Linked DNA regions of Homo sapiens: all the other regions are linked to region 2. The links are chromatin loops, found by intact Hi-C in ENCODE. Cell type or tissue: OCI-LY7. All regions are shown on one strand.

Region 1 (5,000 bases), 81 kb after region 2:
AGAGCGCTGCAACAAAGTGCAACCAATTGGGTGGCTTGAAACAACAGAAATCTATTGTCTCACACTCTACGTGGGGGTGTAGAAGTCTGAGATCAAGGTGTCAGCAGGGCCGGGTTGCCTGTGAAGGCTCCAGCAGCGAATCCTTCCTCACTTCTTCCCACTTCTGGTGGTTGCTGGCAGTCCTTGGCTTATGGCAGCATCACCCATCTCTGCCTGCATTGTCTCGCAATGTTCTTTCTATGGATCTGTCTCCAAATCTCTCTCTCCATGTAAGAATACCAGTCATTGGATTTAGGGCTCACTTTTCTCCAGTATGACCTCAATTAACTGGATTACATCTGTAAAGATCCTGTTTCCAAATAAGATCGCTCTCACAGGTACTGGGGGTGAGGAAGGACTTCAACATACCTTTTTGGGGAACACCACTTGCCCGCAATAGCTACTTTTGGATATTGGGTCATCTCTAAGCAAGAAGCAGCTCCAAATTGTCTACTGTAAGCTCAACACACAGCCTTTGGTTCCCAAACCCAACACTCATCCCTTCCCACATCTGCAGAACTGACCCACTCTGCAGGGGCCCCAGGAGGGGGCCTAATGTCTGTGGGGCAGGACTGACCCATGTGGTCCAGGCTATTTCTGAGTAAAGCCAGAACCCAGAGGACTAATAACCCCTCACAGTCACATAGGCACTTTGGTCTCCCTGAGAAATCATGAACCTCTAAAACCCTGGAAAATATCTATATGAATATCCACATAAGCCTGGAACTTACTTTTTCCTAAGTACTATGATCATGCTTGTAATAGGTGACTCTTCTCTGACACTCTCTCGGTCACACTTTGATGCTCTTCCTATTCACACATGCTATTGAGATTATCTTCCAAGGGAATGAGTTTTTCTAAAGCCTGATGTGTCCTCTTGATTGTTCTGACTTTGGAGAGTGACGGAATGCCTGGGAGTTTACTTATTCTCATGCACATAATTGAGAAGATCACCCATCTCCACTGAACTTTCCATCTTCTACTGATGCATTACTTTCAAAAGGAAAGGGTTAACTTCCTCAGTAGTAAATCAGGTTTCACATGTGCATATTTTGCAAAAAAGGAGGTCAGATATTGGAGCACAGACATCAGATTTTGAAATTTATTATCCACAAGTTACAATAATAATTTTGTGATACTCTTTGTCCTCCATCTGCACACTGATTTGATTGTATATCTAGAGTGAGACAGAGAAACAGACATATATATATATATATATATATATATATATATATATATATATAGAGAGAGAGAGAGAGAGAGAGAGAGAGAGAGAGAAAGAGAGAGACAGGCAGGGAGGGAGGGAAAGAGATAGGCAGGGAGGAAGAGAGAGAGACAGGCGGGGAGGGAGGGAGAGAGATAGGGAGGGAGGGAGAGAGACAGGCAGGGAGGGAGGGAGAGAGACAGGCAGGGAGGGAGGGAGAGAGGCAGGGAGGGAGGGAGAGAGATAGGGAGGGAGAGAGATAGGCAGGGAGGGAGAGAGATAGGCAGGGAGGGAGAGAGAGAGATAGGCAGGGAGGGAGGGAGAGAGGGAAGGAGAGAGATAGGCAGGGAGGGAGGGAGAGAGGCAGGGAGAGAGGGAGGGGGAGAGAGATAGGCAGGGAGGGAGGGAGAGAGACAGGCAGGGAGGGAGGGAGAGAGACAGGCAGGGAGGGAGGGAGGGGGAGAGAACACTTTCTAAAAGCCAGTGCTTGGTTATTGCATCAGAGAATCTCACTGAAAAAATAAATTCCAAGAGGCTTAGTTAGGTATGGCAGGGCAAAGATATTTTATAAATATTTTGGCAAGTAGAGACAAGAGAAAATGATGCGTGAGGTATTTTCAATAGAAGCCAATTGAGCTTCCTCATTTGCATGAAGCATCTGAGCTGTTTTCCTAAGTTCCAGTTCCTCCTCCTCAGGTGGGCAGCCTTACAGCCTCTGCATTTGACTCTGTCAAGATGAGACTGTAGTAAAGTGAGCTCTTTGTATCATTGATGAAAGAAAGAAAGGATTTAAATTAACCATTGGGACTGAGTTAAAATAAAATAAAGCTATAAAAAGATCATGGCTGCTTGACCATGAGAAAAACCTAGAAAATAGTCATTTGCATGAGTCATTTGTTCCCCGAGAACAGCATTCTGTTGAATGGTGTCCATGAGGAAAATGCTCAAATAGATACCATTGGTTTTTTAAAAAATTATTTCATCAGTAACAATGCAATTTGGGTACAGCCTGATCTGCAGCTACGTCAGGCTGCAGCCTTTTGAGGCTTCACAATGGCTGATACATACTCACCTGTTCCCAGCAGGCAGCCAGGTACCTGGATGTCCAGCTCCAAAGGCACAGCTGCATTTAACGCCTGGACCTGCCCAAGTCTGTGACCTCTGGGACTCTAGGGGCTGACCTGTTCCCTTGTTCTAGCTCTGGGATAGCCCAGTGCAAACTTACTACTGCAACCCGGTTGTCCTCTCCATGGCCTGCAGCTGTTCACCCAAGGAGTGCCTGAGCATCCTTTCTTGGAGGAACTACAAAGAGACTCGCTCAAGGACTTCCTGTCAGCAGCAGAAATGCTGAGTCATCAGTATTCTGTTACAGTTCATTGAAAGCAGTGCTGACAGTGGTGCGGCCAGATGGACAATAGTGAGAGCTCCAGGGCCCCAGCTCAGTGCTGCACACAATGGGTGACACCAAAGAAAAGCTTTTATTAAAATAATACAGTCTATAATGAAGAAATTAAATTTTACAAAACTTCAACCCACTCTCCAGATGATTAAATGAATTATTAGGAATATTTCTTTTCCAAAAAAAAAAAAAAAAAAGAAAGTATATTGACCTTTAAAAAAAAAAAATTAGAATTACACTTTCCTGGTTTGTACCTTGTACTTGCACATCATTGTTTGGAGAATATTTTTCCATATCATTAAAACATTCTTTGAAAATGTAAACTTCACAGATCGAGACCATCCTGGCTAACACAGTGAAACCCCGTCTCTACTAAAAATACAAAAAATTAGCCAGGTGCCGTGGCAGGCACCTGTAGTCCCAGCTACTCGGGAGGCTGAGGCAGGAGAATGGCGTGAACCCGGGAGGCGGAGCTTGCAGTGAGCCGAGATGGCTCTACTGCACTCCAGTCTGGGCGATAGAGCAAGACTCCATCTCAAAAAAAAAGAAAAAAGAAAATGTAAACTTCACTAGCTACAGAAGGAATTAGACAGTAAATAAGTAAATTACAATACACCCCAATGACAGAATACGAAACATTGATATCTAATGTTAGAGCCAAAAGTTCTTCTACACTGCGTGTTATATTTTTCTCACTTCCCTGAAAAAAAATTACATAAGTTGTACTGTACAAGAAATGTTTTCTTTTCTCTCTACAAAGTAGATCATGATAATTCTAAACTTAGGCAGAACCATCTGGAATCTGAGTCATTAGACTAAGTAGAAAGAAAAAGAGGAAAAGTAATGAAGCACTCCCCCAGGAAACTGAAGAGCTGTACTATTCCTTGTCTTTCACAGAGTAGAAATTAGGGAATCTGAGCAAATGTTAGACTGGATGATTTTCTGGAACTAACTGACCTCGAGTACACAGATCCACGTGGCTACAGAACTGTGGTCATCACTAGACTGGACAGTGAGGAGTGTTCTCCCCACATCAGCTCCATAAGGACGAAGCAGGCAGAGGAGGCCCTGAGAGTCTAGTTCCCCTTGTTACTTATTCAGAAAATGGAAATACGGATGGAAACCCTGTCTATAGTTCCTTACAGGGCAGTCCTCTGAAACCGGGGATTTGCTGAGCGGGCCCAGAAAGAGATGAGTAGAAAGTTAATGAAAAAACTAGATTTTCTCTCATTTTAAAATATGCAGACTTAAAAGTTAGTAGCACATTACCCTGAACAAGAGTTTTACTTGTTGAATACCAGTGGAACTTATACTTCACCACATAAGGAAATAAAGGAAAGTGGGAAATAAGAAGCAATTTCTATGACTCAGAGATCTGCCCTTCCTGTAGGAAGATGAACAACCGCCATTTATAGAATTCTTCTCATGTGCCCATTCACTGTGCTAAATGCATTACATCTATGATTTAATCCTCACAACAACCACTGGCAAATAGGTATTTTGTCATCCTATTTGACAGCTAAGGAAGAAGAGATGGAAGGGCTGACTTCATTCATTCTTCCACTTACTCCCCTCAGAAAACATGCATTTGGCTCCTCGTGTGCACCCAGCACAGTTCCAGGGCTGGAGATGCCACTGGCAGCAAGGCCATCATCTCTGCCCCTCAGGGAGCAAATGGCACATGCAGCTGGGGTTTGCATCTGGTCTGCCTGGCTCCAAAGCACTGAAACCAAACACTAAATGGGCGATTTAATGAGAAACCTGGGAGATGTCACCCTGGGAGAGAAGAAAATAGCATTGCATCTTAATTAATTTTCTCCCTGATCTGAGAATCGCCATGATTAACTTTAGAATTAGGAACGACTCCGATTAAAATAATGAGTGCTCCTGCGCATCCTTTTGTGATGACAGGTGAACACAGAAGGCATTCAGTTAACCAGATTTAGAAACAAGAGCCTGTGGTTTTGCTGCTTCACCAGAAATCATCTTACCGACCACCATGCTTACACAAAACAAATGGAGAAAGAAGTATTACCAGTTTTCATCCAGAGCATAAGAGATAAGAGCCATCAAGATTACTAGAGCTAGATGGAATGGCAAAGACAGGACCCTAGCAAAATACTTCCAACTGATTCCCATCCAGAAATACAGGGGTTTTTGGGGCAAGCCAAAAGCCTTAATCAACCCTACAGTCAGGTGAAAACATTTGCCTAAGTAACAGACGGTAGAACCAGAGCTTGAAAGCATGGAGTCCTGGTCAGGTTCTGTCCAGCACGCTACTCAGTGGACTTTCTCGGGGAGCACAGTCACTGGTTTTGCATAAAACCTTCCAGGCTCCATAATGGAAGGGAGAACCTT
Region 2 (5,000 bases):
AGGAGGAGATACAAGAAGAAGGATGAAGGCCTTTGAAATTCCAAAGGAAAATGACTTCAGATATTTGTTTGTTTGTTTGTTTGTTTGTTTTGCTACTAAAAACAGAGACAGAGTCTCCCTCTGTTGCCAAGCTGGAATGCAGTCATGTGATCACAGCTCACTGCAGCCTCGACCTCCCAGGCTCAAACATTCCTCCTTCCTCAGCCTCCCGAGTAGCTGGGACCACAGGCGTGCACCACCATGCCTGGCTAATTGTTTGTTTGTTTGATTTTTTTTTTTTTTGTAGAGATGCAGTCTGTTGCCTAGACTGGTCTCAAATCCTGGGCTCAAGTGATCCACCTGCCTCAGCCTCCCAAAGTGCTGGGAATAAAGGTGTGAGCCACGGCCAGAGATTCTTATGCCTTGCCAACCAATCAATCAAGTGTGAGGGTATAAAGACATTTTCAGAGATACAATGAAAAGAAAAGCCACCCTAAAACATCAAGTGCACCTAGAGTTTTCTTGATATCCTTTTGTAACATGCCAGCATTTTGTCAAAATCACTGAAGTTCTTCTGAAGTGATGAGTCAACAAATGTGTGATGTTGAAAAGTAAATTAAAACACAGATTTCACACCAGCCAGTCATCAGTCCCTATTCATACAGTGTCGTAGGTCCTCATTTAGAGGCATTGAGAAATTAGAATATTCCAAGCATGGAGGGCAAAGAAGACATGGACCAGATTGGCTTCCAGAGAGTTGATAGAACAGTCTGGGAGTCAGACATAAAAGGAGAACTGCTAAGAAGTCCCAGGGCGTGACAAGGCCTGTAATAGCAGAGGTGGACCCCGGTACAGGGGAGTCGCAGAAGAGGTCGCTCAGACCCCACCTGGGAGAGTCATGAGTGAGGTGGTCCATTTGGGCCAGGTGTTGGAAGATAAAAGAGGAGGCAGATTGGGATGGAGGTTAAAGGTGCTGGGGCGAGGAGCAGTCAGATTGAGAAGGTTTTTAATAGTAGCAGCATCTGCAGGGCAAGGAAATGGTGTGTAATGCAGGATTCTGAAACGTGGGCAGTGAATAGTAGAATGGGAGGCTGAGGGCGAAGGCAGGGGCACGCTCAGCAACAGCAAATGCAAAATAACTTCAGGGAAGGGAACTTCAGTGAGAAAAGGTAGGCTGGCTGGAGGCGATCTGAAGCGGTGAGGACTCTCCCAAGCAGGAAAGCGCCACCCACTTGTCCTCCATGGATACGCTGACCCTGGGTGGCTCAGACCTACCTAATGTGAATCCGGTTGGGGAGGAAGGGGAGCGGGCATCCCCAAATCTACATCCACAGGATTCCTATGCAGTCAAAATTTGGGAATTAATACTGAAGGCAGGAGTGTTAACATGGGTAGGGAAACGCAATACTGACGGAATCCTAAATCAATGACTACTTAGCAAATAGAACATCTATATTTACAAGTCCAAAGTGTTAACATAACTATTTGAAACAGATTGCTAGAAACAAAAATAAATGGGACAGTGCCTTGGAAATATATCAGATAGAATATGACTGGTGATAGAGTCCTGAAAAAGAAGAAAAGCCTGGGGGTTCTGCAGAAGATTTACGTTGTTCATGGCATTAATCATGGTAGATTCCCAGAGGAGGTGAAATGTTATGGACGGGTGGAATGTGATCCATTTTACTGAGGAAGTAAAACTATTCTTGCCTTGAAGGTAATGTTTAAAGTCAAAGAATTTTTAATTAGGTGCGGATTTTTTAAAAAGAATTTTTAATTTACAAATAAGATTGAGTTAAAGAATCATTTTCTGCCGTAGAAGCAATAGGATTTTTTAAAAATTCTATTTTAAATTGCATAAAAAGCATCTTAAAGTAATCAGATAAGTTGAGCCATAAGTAAATGGATATTTAAAGATCTTATTAAAATAGTCTACCTGATTTAGTTATTATTCTGACCCTATATAGCAATTCACAGGGTTTTGTTTCAATTAAGTGGCTCTAAGATTATCATTTAAAAACAAAAAGTGTAACTCTCCCGTTTGCAGCTCTCTGCACTCATTCTATGACTGGAAGGTGGGGCTTGTTTTGACAATGCTTCCAGTTAGGGTCTCTTAAGTGATTTGCATGTTATTAACCTGGATAGCCACTAATAGGGCTTCACTTCCTCGATTTCATACATAGCCCCGGCTCATATAAAAAAGAGTTCTTCAGGAGAGCAGAAAAATCGGAGCACTTGCACTATCGGTGAAATGTGTAGAAAGATAACAGAAGCTACCCTCCTCAAAAAAATGATGAGTTTGATGAAAAGAAATTAACAAGCTGTGTGAGTGTGCTGCACATGATCAGCCATGCTTGCTAAGTCTGTCTGTTGGTTGTTGCTATGGCTACGAAAAGCCAGTGGAACCCAATGAGCTGTCTGCAGCAGAGCTGAGAGGACCAGCCATTTTACTTATGGAAAACAGTGTGGCATATTCTGCTGAGCTTCGCCCTGGAAGAAGCCTCTTTTATACATCTCTTCAGGGAAGAGAGAAGCAATGGGCATGTTAGTATACAATGATCACAGCCACGCAGGCCTGCAAGCTGCCTTTTGGACAGGCTGTTGACTGCCGTTCCAATTAGCTGATTGGAGAATGTGGAATGCAGAGTGATAATGCTGCATATCTGCTATCAGGCAGCAGCAAAGGTTTTTGTCTTGGGAAGGCAAGCTTTCCCTGCAATATTATCTCAGCAGCTCCCTAGCTGCTTACCCTGAAAACGAGGGATCCAAACGGAGGGTGTTGCACTCTGCTAACGCTGGTCCTGTGCGTGGCTGTGGCATATGAGCGGCAGGTCTGAAAAAGCAGGTGTGTGCTGGGACGGGCACTGGACTGGAACGCAGGCGGACGCTCTCGGGTTTACCTGCTTCCTGTTAACAGATTGTGGGCTCCCAGGGCATATGTCTGCACGCTGAGGCCGAGGCGGAGAAGGGGCTTCCTGAGCGTCCCAGTACACTGACAGAGGTAAGCTTTTTTGACCTTTTTGAAAGCACAGCATAAAAATAACTGGGGCAAAACTTAGCCTGAAAGATTTACGTTGATTGTGTGATTTGGATTTACCAAACAAACATACACAGACACATACACACACGCATACACACACATTTCTAGAAAATAGTATCAGAGACATAGAGTTGTTTCAGTGAATTTTGGTTCTAGCAATTGGAAGATAAAAAACATGACCGATATGCTTTGGGGTTTTAAAACCAATATTTACTGTTTGAGCAGACTACGATGGCTTGTTCTGAACCGTCCTCACAGCCAACAACATTTCTCGCTTGTGAACAATGGATTCTTTCGTGACCTGCACTTTGACTTGTATTCAGAGAACTACATGAAAAAGAACTACATGAGAAGCATTTCTTTTTAAGCCTCGTAAATGATTTATTTAACTCTTAACACAGCTATGTACACACTTAAATTGAAGAATTCTGTTCTCTATGTGGGTCATAATAGCCAGTGGATTTTGTACTTGCTTACCCTGGACTGAGTGTCTTGGTGTCCTGTTTGATTTAGTTGGGGTAGTTGTAAAGCAAACAGTGTAGGTATTGGAAGCCGTTCACACCTCCTTTCCGAGTATCTGCATGCCTTGCTGGCCCAGAGCACAAGACCCCCATTGTGCTCCCCCGGCTCAGAATCCAAGGAAAGAAAGGAAGCGAAGCCTCTGCATTGAGTTCTAGGACAGCTGAGGTATGTGGCAGTAAAACTTCTTTTCTTGCACAATTTTTCTCACAAGCAGATAGGTTTCAGAGATAAAGAGTGAAACCAAAAACACCGCACACCTCATCCAAATCTGCGCTCATACTTGCAGCAAATGTTTGCTGTCAGTTGCTTCATAATAACAGCACAGACCCCGAATTGCAGGAGGAATTGCCTGGTAGTGAGTATTTCCTTGATTTATAGTCTCTTAGGAACAAAGCTGTTACTGTGGATTGAAACTGGTCAGTCAAATCAAAATCCCTGGTAAGAAAATGACGGAGTAAGGATTAGATTCTGGTTCAGCAACATTTCAGCTTTACTCAAGTCAGTTCTTTGGTTGTTTTGTTACCAAAAATGTCAGATCACTTATAATACTATTGAAAATATTTAATAAAAATGTTTGGTCAAAAACTTTGAACAAAACCCCTATCTACAAAAGATGGAATCTACTGTGAAATTTAAAATAAGTAGTAACTGAGATCTACTTCTAAGAAGTATATTTTTATTTGCTACCTTTTTCCTCCAAAATCTGGATGACATGAGTCTCTTCAGAATTTTAAGTATAATTTTCACTGATAGATATGGGCAGGAACCGCCTGTTTCAGAGATGTAGCAATGTTCATAAGCCCTAAGATAAGAGAATGCTAAAGCAGTAGGAGAATAGTTTTCCAAACTTTTGTTCTAAATGTCAAAATAGTCAAAATATAAAGATAGAGACTAAGAATCTCAGTGGAGCCAAACATGTGCAAACGTTTGGTGATAAGTGTACGCCTATGCGGGTTGTAGGGGATAAAATGGTGAGGTGACGGCCTTGTACTTCATTATGTTTAACATTCAAAGGAAAGCTAAATGAACAGACTTAGTTCTGAGTCCAATTCTATGAGCAAAAATATCAGCTAAGTAAGGGATTCTATATGAGCTGAATGAAAGGTAGAGAAAATCTCTCTCCAATTTAATTTCCTTCAAAGCTTTACACTGCCAAAGGATTTCTTAGAATTGACACAGTGCAAAGACCTGCAGCAAGCACCTGATTTCCTATTAATTTTTCTTGGGGGAGCTTTTAGAAGAATGAGGTGTAGAAATATCCAGGGCACACCCGACTGCTGTGCCTGTTGCATTGATAGTGGCACCAAGTGAGACAAGACCCTTAGCCCACGGGAGGAATGGCACACACTTTATACCTGTGCAAGTTCTTTCCTATTTTAGTAACCTTTTAAGATGACATGCTATACACAGATGACCATTTTAAGTTCAATTCTGTACAGCGCATCTCCATAGTTAATAA
Region 3 (5,000 bases), 67 kb before region 2:
AAATTTAGATATTATTGATAAACTCAATCATATGAAAGATAAACAACATTAACAATTTTATACTTCTTCTTTTTTCTTCCCCTACCTCCTAATGCTTTGGTTACATTGTTATGTTTATTTTGCCAGGATTATAACACCTTAAATTCTGTAACAGAAATTCCCACAATAATTTAGTTTTAGTTTCAAATTAAAGAAAGAATCAATCCTCACACCCATTCTCTCACCACTGCTTCTCCATTCCTGGCATTTTTGCTTGGATGAATAACATATTTCACCGGATTTCATCGTCAGAAGTTGTTGGCATTTTTTCTCAAAAATAATTCGTGCTATAGTCCCTGAATTCTCTAGAGATTTATGGTTAGCCTAAATTTTTCACCACTTGTAGATGCCTTTCTTTTTTCTTGTCTGAATGTCTGAAAATTCTTTCTTCATGCTTGATGTCAAGTAATTTTGAAAGAAAGTATTTTGGTGTCAATTATTCTGTACCCACTTTTCCTGGAGCACTTTCTGTTATTTCAGAGAATTATCCTTGGTACAAAATTCTTATAAAAAGAAGGTTTGGTGCTATAATAGTTTCTTCTTTGAGAAATATTATTTATTTGGATCATTGTTGTCTAGCTTCCATTTCTTTAATCTCCTTTCCCATGCTTTCACTCTCATATGTTGATTGCTGTCTCTAATGTATTGTTCTGTAAAGGGCTATTATTTAATTTCTCAATTTCCTTAACTCTACAATCTCCCCTAGTTTTATTATTTAACCATGTTTGACCTTGTTTCAATGATATTACATTACTAAGTCCTTGCATGATGCTAATAAAATTTTACTAGTTTTTAAATCCAAGCTTTTGCTCAGCAACTTCCTTCCTCTTTTCTTCCTTTCCCTTCCTGTATCATCCTTCCTTCCTTTCTCTTTTTCTTCACTTTTTTCTCCCCATCCCCTCTTCTGTTCTTCATCCTTCTCCTCCACCTCAGTGCTGTGTCTACATAGCTACCATGCCATTTTCATCCTGCTTATGCCTACCACAGACAATACTTCCCAGATCTCTTAGTTGCTATCACAAATGAGGAAAATCACTCCGAACCTGTCAGCCCTTGTCTGACCACAGTCTATTTGCTTCCAGCCTATGAGCTGAAATTCGAGTGTTCTGTTCTGTTTGCTTTTCCGTACTTTGAAAGCCTGGCAGGAGAGGAAAGGCCACTGGTCCTAAGCACAATGTTTGTTGATGGAAAGGGGTGAGAAAATATCAAGGAGAAACTTAAAAGTATCCTAGTTATTGATGAATACTATATTGCTACTTTTGTAGAAGATTTTGTAATAGTTTTCAGTGTTTAACATTTCTTGATTTAAAAATATGCTTTCAAGACATTCTTTGTCTTTAGGTATAACTGACACAATAACAAAACACTGTTTTTTCCAAGACACCATTCATTACTTTATTTCTTTTACATTTTGATAGGTCAGCTTCAACAAGGCATAATATTCCTTGTTTTGTTTTAATAAGATGGCTTTTTTCAAGGAATCAATGTAGTTATGTAACAATTCAAAGGCATTTGCTAACCATATCACCCCTCTCATGCTCCCCGACTATGCAGAGTAAACCAGAAGCCAGCATAACAAAATACACCTGCAACCATCTAGACTAACATTAAATGGGAGTGGGTTGCCTTGAAAACAGTATATAAAGGCCGTCTCTTCCTGTTTAAGACAGACGGCTCTGAGAGATTCAGACACAGGCGGCAGTCAGGCAGGGTCGAGGCAGCCTGCACAGGGGAAAGCCCTGGGAGGCAGAACTAGACAGAACCATCTGGAGTCTGCACTTGGCCAAACCTCAGCTACGTAATCATGGATAATTCACATCACTCGCCAAACCTCAACTCTCCAATCTATAAAATGGGGAAGTGTTCACTTTCCTTTTGTTCATTCTTTCGTTCTTTTATTTTCACAACTGCCGTGTCCCGGAAATCTGCTGTACGTGTCACCGTGGCTCTCGTAGAAGGTCCCAGCACGGGGTCAAGCAGGGCACAAAGACACGTGGACGCCCTGCCCTCACCGTGCTGATGCTCCAGTGTGCATGAGGGTGTTTCACCTGTGAACAGATAGAAGCTCAGAGAGTTGTGCATCCTCATGAGAAAAACAAAGCCATCAGAGAAATGCAAATCAAAACCGCAATGAGATACCATCTCACACCTGTTAGAATGGCGATCATTAAAAAGTCAGGAAACAACAGGTGCTGGAGAGGATGTGGAGAAATAGGAACACTTTTACACTGTTGGTGGGACTGTAAACTGGTTCAACCATTGTGGAAGTCATTGTGGCGATTCCTCAGGGATCTAGAACTAGAAATACCATTTGACCCAGCTATCCCATTACTGGGTATATACTCAAAGGACTATAAATCATGCTGCTATAAAGACACATGCACACGTATGTTTATTGCAGCACTATTCACAATAGCAAAGACTTGGAACCAACCCGAATGTCCATCAATGATAGACTGGATTAAGAAAATGTGGCACATATACACCATGGAATACTATGCAGCCATAAAAAATGATGAGTTCATGTCCTTTGTAGGGACATGGATGAAGCTGGAAACCATCATTCTCAGCAAACTATTGCAAGGACAGAAAACCAAACACCGCATGTTCTCACTCATAGGTGGGAATTGAACAATGAGAACACATGGACACAGGAAGGGGAACATCACACACCGGGGCCTGTCGTGGGGTGGGGGGGGGGGAGGGATAGCATTAGGAGATATACCTAATGTAAATGGCGAGTTAATGGGTGCAGCACACCAACATGGCACATGTATACATATGTAACAAACCTGCACGTTGTGCACATGTACCCTAGAACTTAAAGTATAATAATTAAAAACAAACAAACAAACAAACAAAAACAAAGCCGAGTAACGGATAGAAAGCGACTGGAGAGTTGGTGCTGAACTAGCTGCTGCGTTGATGGGAAGCTCTGGCAGCCACGTGAGCTTGGTCTAACCAAGGGACAGGAAGATGGGCCTACTGCCACACACGGAAAGTGGGGAGGGTGGACGGGGACGCTGCTGGGAGGGAGCAGAGCCCAGGTCGTGTAGGCTGAGGCGAGGCACTGGAATTGTGCTGTAACTGCAGGCAGCAGCAATCGGGCTCTCCACTGGGGAGTGATAGAATCAGATGTGAGGTGTGGAGTTCCCTGGGTGCTGGGTGGAAAGCGCAATGCAGAAGAGCAAGAGTGTCAGCGGGTCCCAGTCAGGAAGGAATCCCGGGGTCCAGGACAGAGACCAGATCCGCTTGAGTGGAGGCTTGGCATTGGAGGTGATGGGCGATCGTTCTATTCAGCAGGTCCTTAGCGGCAAAGTCCACAGGACATGCTGAGGGCTTGGATATGGGGATGGGGAAAGCGAGGCGCCAGGTACGGCTCCTGGGCTTCTGACTCAATAAATTGGTAGATGGAGGTGTCATTTACCAAGATGGGGAAATAAGGCGGAGGGACGAGGTGAAGTGCGGAGAGGTGGGCTTGAATCACACACTTGCTTTGCTTTTAGGTCTTTAAATAAGATTTTATAGTGATCCTCATATATGGATATTGTACAAAATGTATTGCTTTTCAGATCATGTTAATGCTTACTTTTTCACGTTTCCACTCTTACTTAATTGCCAAAATAGAGAAAACCTATTCAAAAACACTTATCTGGTATACCTGCAAATTCTTTTTTTAATTCTCTCAGTTTCTCTTTAGCTAGAATCACTTGTTTTGCCAGGTACAAAATAGTATCACAGCAATAGGAGATAATTGGCTCTTTTCTTTTTCAATGCTTATGAAATTAGATTTTACCTTAATCATATGTACTAAAATCCTCAAGGCTTTTAACAGCCGTGGAACATGTTTCTGCCTAGTTCCTGATTTTAACTGGAAATATTGTAATGTTATGCCTTTTAGGATACTGTTTATTTTTGTTTTTTTGGGTAAAGAGTTGCTTTATTTTTCTTTCTTTCTTTCTTTTCTTTCTTCTTTCTTTCTTTTTTTTTTTTGTTTTTTGACAGAGTCTCACTCTGTCACCCAGGCTGGAGTGCAGTGATGCTATCTCGGCTCTCTGCAATTTCCACCTCCTGGGTTCAAGCAATTATCCTGCCTCAGCCACCCAAGTAGCTGGGATTACAGATGTCCACCACCACGCTGGTTAATTTTTTGTATTTTTTTTAGTACAGACGGGGTGTCACCATGTTGGCCAGGCTGGTCTCAAACTCCTGACCTCAGGTGATCTACCTGTCTTGGCCTCCCCAAGTGATGGGATTATAGGTGTGAGCCACCATGCCTGGCCTAATTTCTATTTTTAATGAGCAATTATCACAGAATTCTATCTTTTCAGTATATGATTATCCAACTTTTTTCATTTTATGATTTAAAATAAATAGCTGTATTTTCAATGATTAAATCAAATATATGTGATGCTGATTGCTTGTGTACTCTGAATAGTTAGAGAACATTGAAGTTTGGTATAGTTTGCAAATGCATTTGAATTGTTACATAACTGCATTAATTTCTTGAGAAAAGCAACCTTATTAAACAAATCTCTTTTTTTTGCTTACTTTGGCTCTTTTAAAAAAAACAACCTTTAATGTTTTTTAAGATCAGCCTTTAATTTTATAGCTAATATGTTTAATAGATGGTAAATTATAATAATAGGTTTTGTCTTTCTGGTTCTTTTCTGGATGGTTATATTAATATACGACATTATTATGGCTGCTGTTTATTTGTGCCTCCAGCAAGCTATTTTTAAAGGAAATGTAATTATGTTTCTATCCTTCATGATCCAGAGGTTATTATGGATAATTTTATTCTTTTATTGAAGCAGATCTCTGACTTATGGCCTCATCATCCAAGAGAAACTGCATTTCAAAATCAGAAAAAGGCTTAAGCTACAACCATGACTAAAAGCAATTAACTAAGAGAATATCTTGTTATTTTAACCTTATCAACACATTTTCTGATTCTTAAA

What was found. A loop is a pair of places that touch in the nucleus more often than their neighbours do. Peaks named below come from ENCODE experiments on the same cell type or tissue, not always from the same donor. Only the 100,000 strongest peaks of a DNase experiment are listed, where the experiment ranks them.
Region 1: a loop joins it to region 2, with 6 times the contacts of the local background. A loop is called at or near these places in 4 of 110 quality-filtered maps.
Region 3: a loop joins it to region 2, with 3 times the contacts of the local background. A loop is called at or near these places in 2 of 110 quality-filtered maps.

Annotation. Positions count from the first base shown.
Region 1 is chr4:185,728,150-185,733,149 of GRCh38, reverse strand. All of the region lies in intron 3 of SORBS2 (sorbin and SH3 domain containing 2), which reads left to right. Among named protein-coding and RNA genes, the nearest start is that of SORBS2, 82 kb to the left of the region's middle. RefSeq lists a silencer at 3,572-3,769. In OCI-LY7, no CTCF peak of the experiment used is centred here; DNase peaks (open chromatin) are centred at 1,919 and 2,569; H3K4me3 peaks cover 1,028 bases; H3K27ac peaks cover 1,154 bases.
Region 2 is chr4:185,809,644-185,814,643 of GRCh38, reverse strand. SORBS2 (sorbin and SH3 domain containing 2) reads left to right here and starts at 2,450. Exons shown (of 27, transcript NM_001395207.1): 1 at 2,450-2,980. In OCI-LY7, no CTCF peak of the experiment used is centred here; DNase peaks (open chromatin) are centred at 2,363, 2,883, 3,563 and 3,803; H3K4me3 peaks cover 3,491 bases; H3K27ac peaks cover 3,503 bases.
Region 3 is chr4:185,876,907-185,881,906 of GRCh38, reverse strand. It overlaps a transcript of SORBS2 not described here. Among named protein-coding and RNA genes, the nearest start is that of SORBS2, 67 kb to the right of the region's middle. In OCI-LY7, no CTCF peak of the experiment used is centred here; a DNase peak (open chromatin) is centred at 1,926; H3K4me3 peaks cover 1,221 bases; H3K27ac peaks cover 1,394 bases.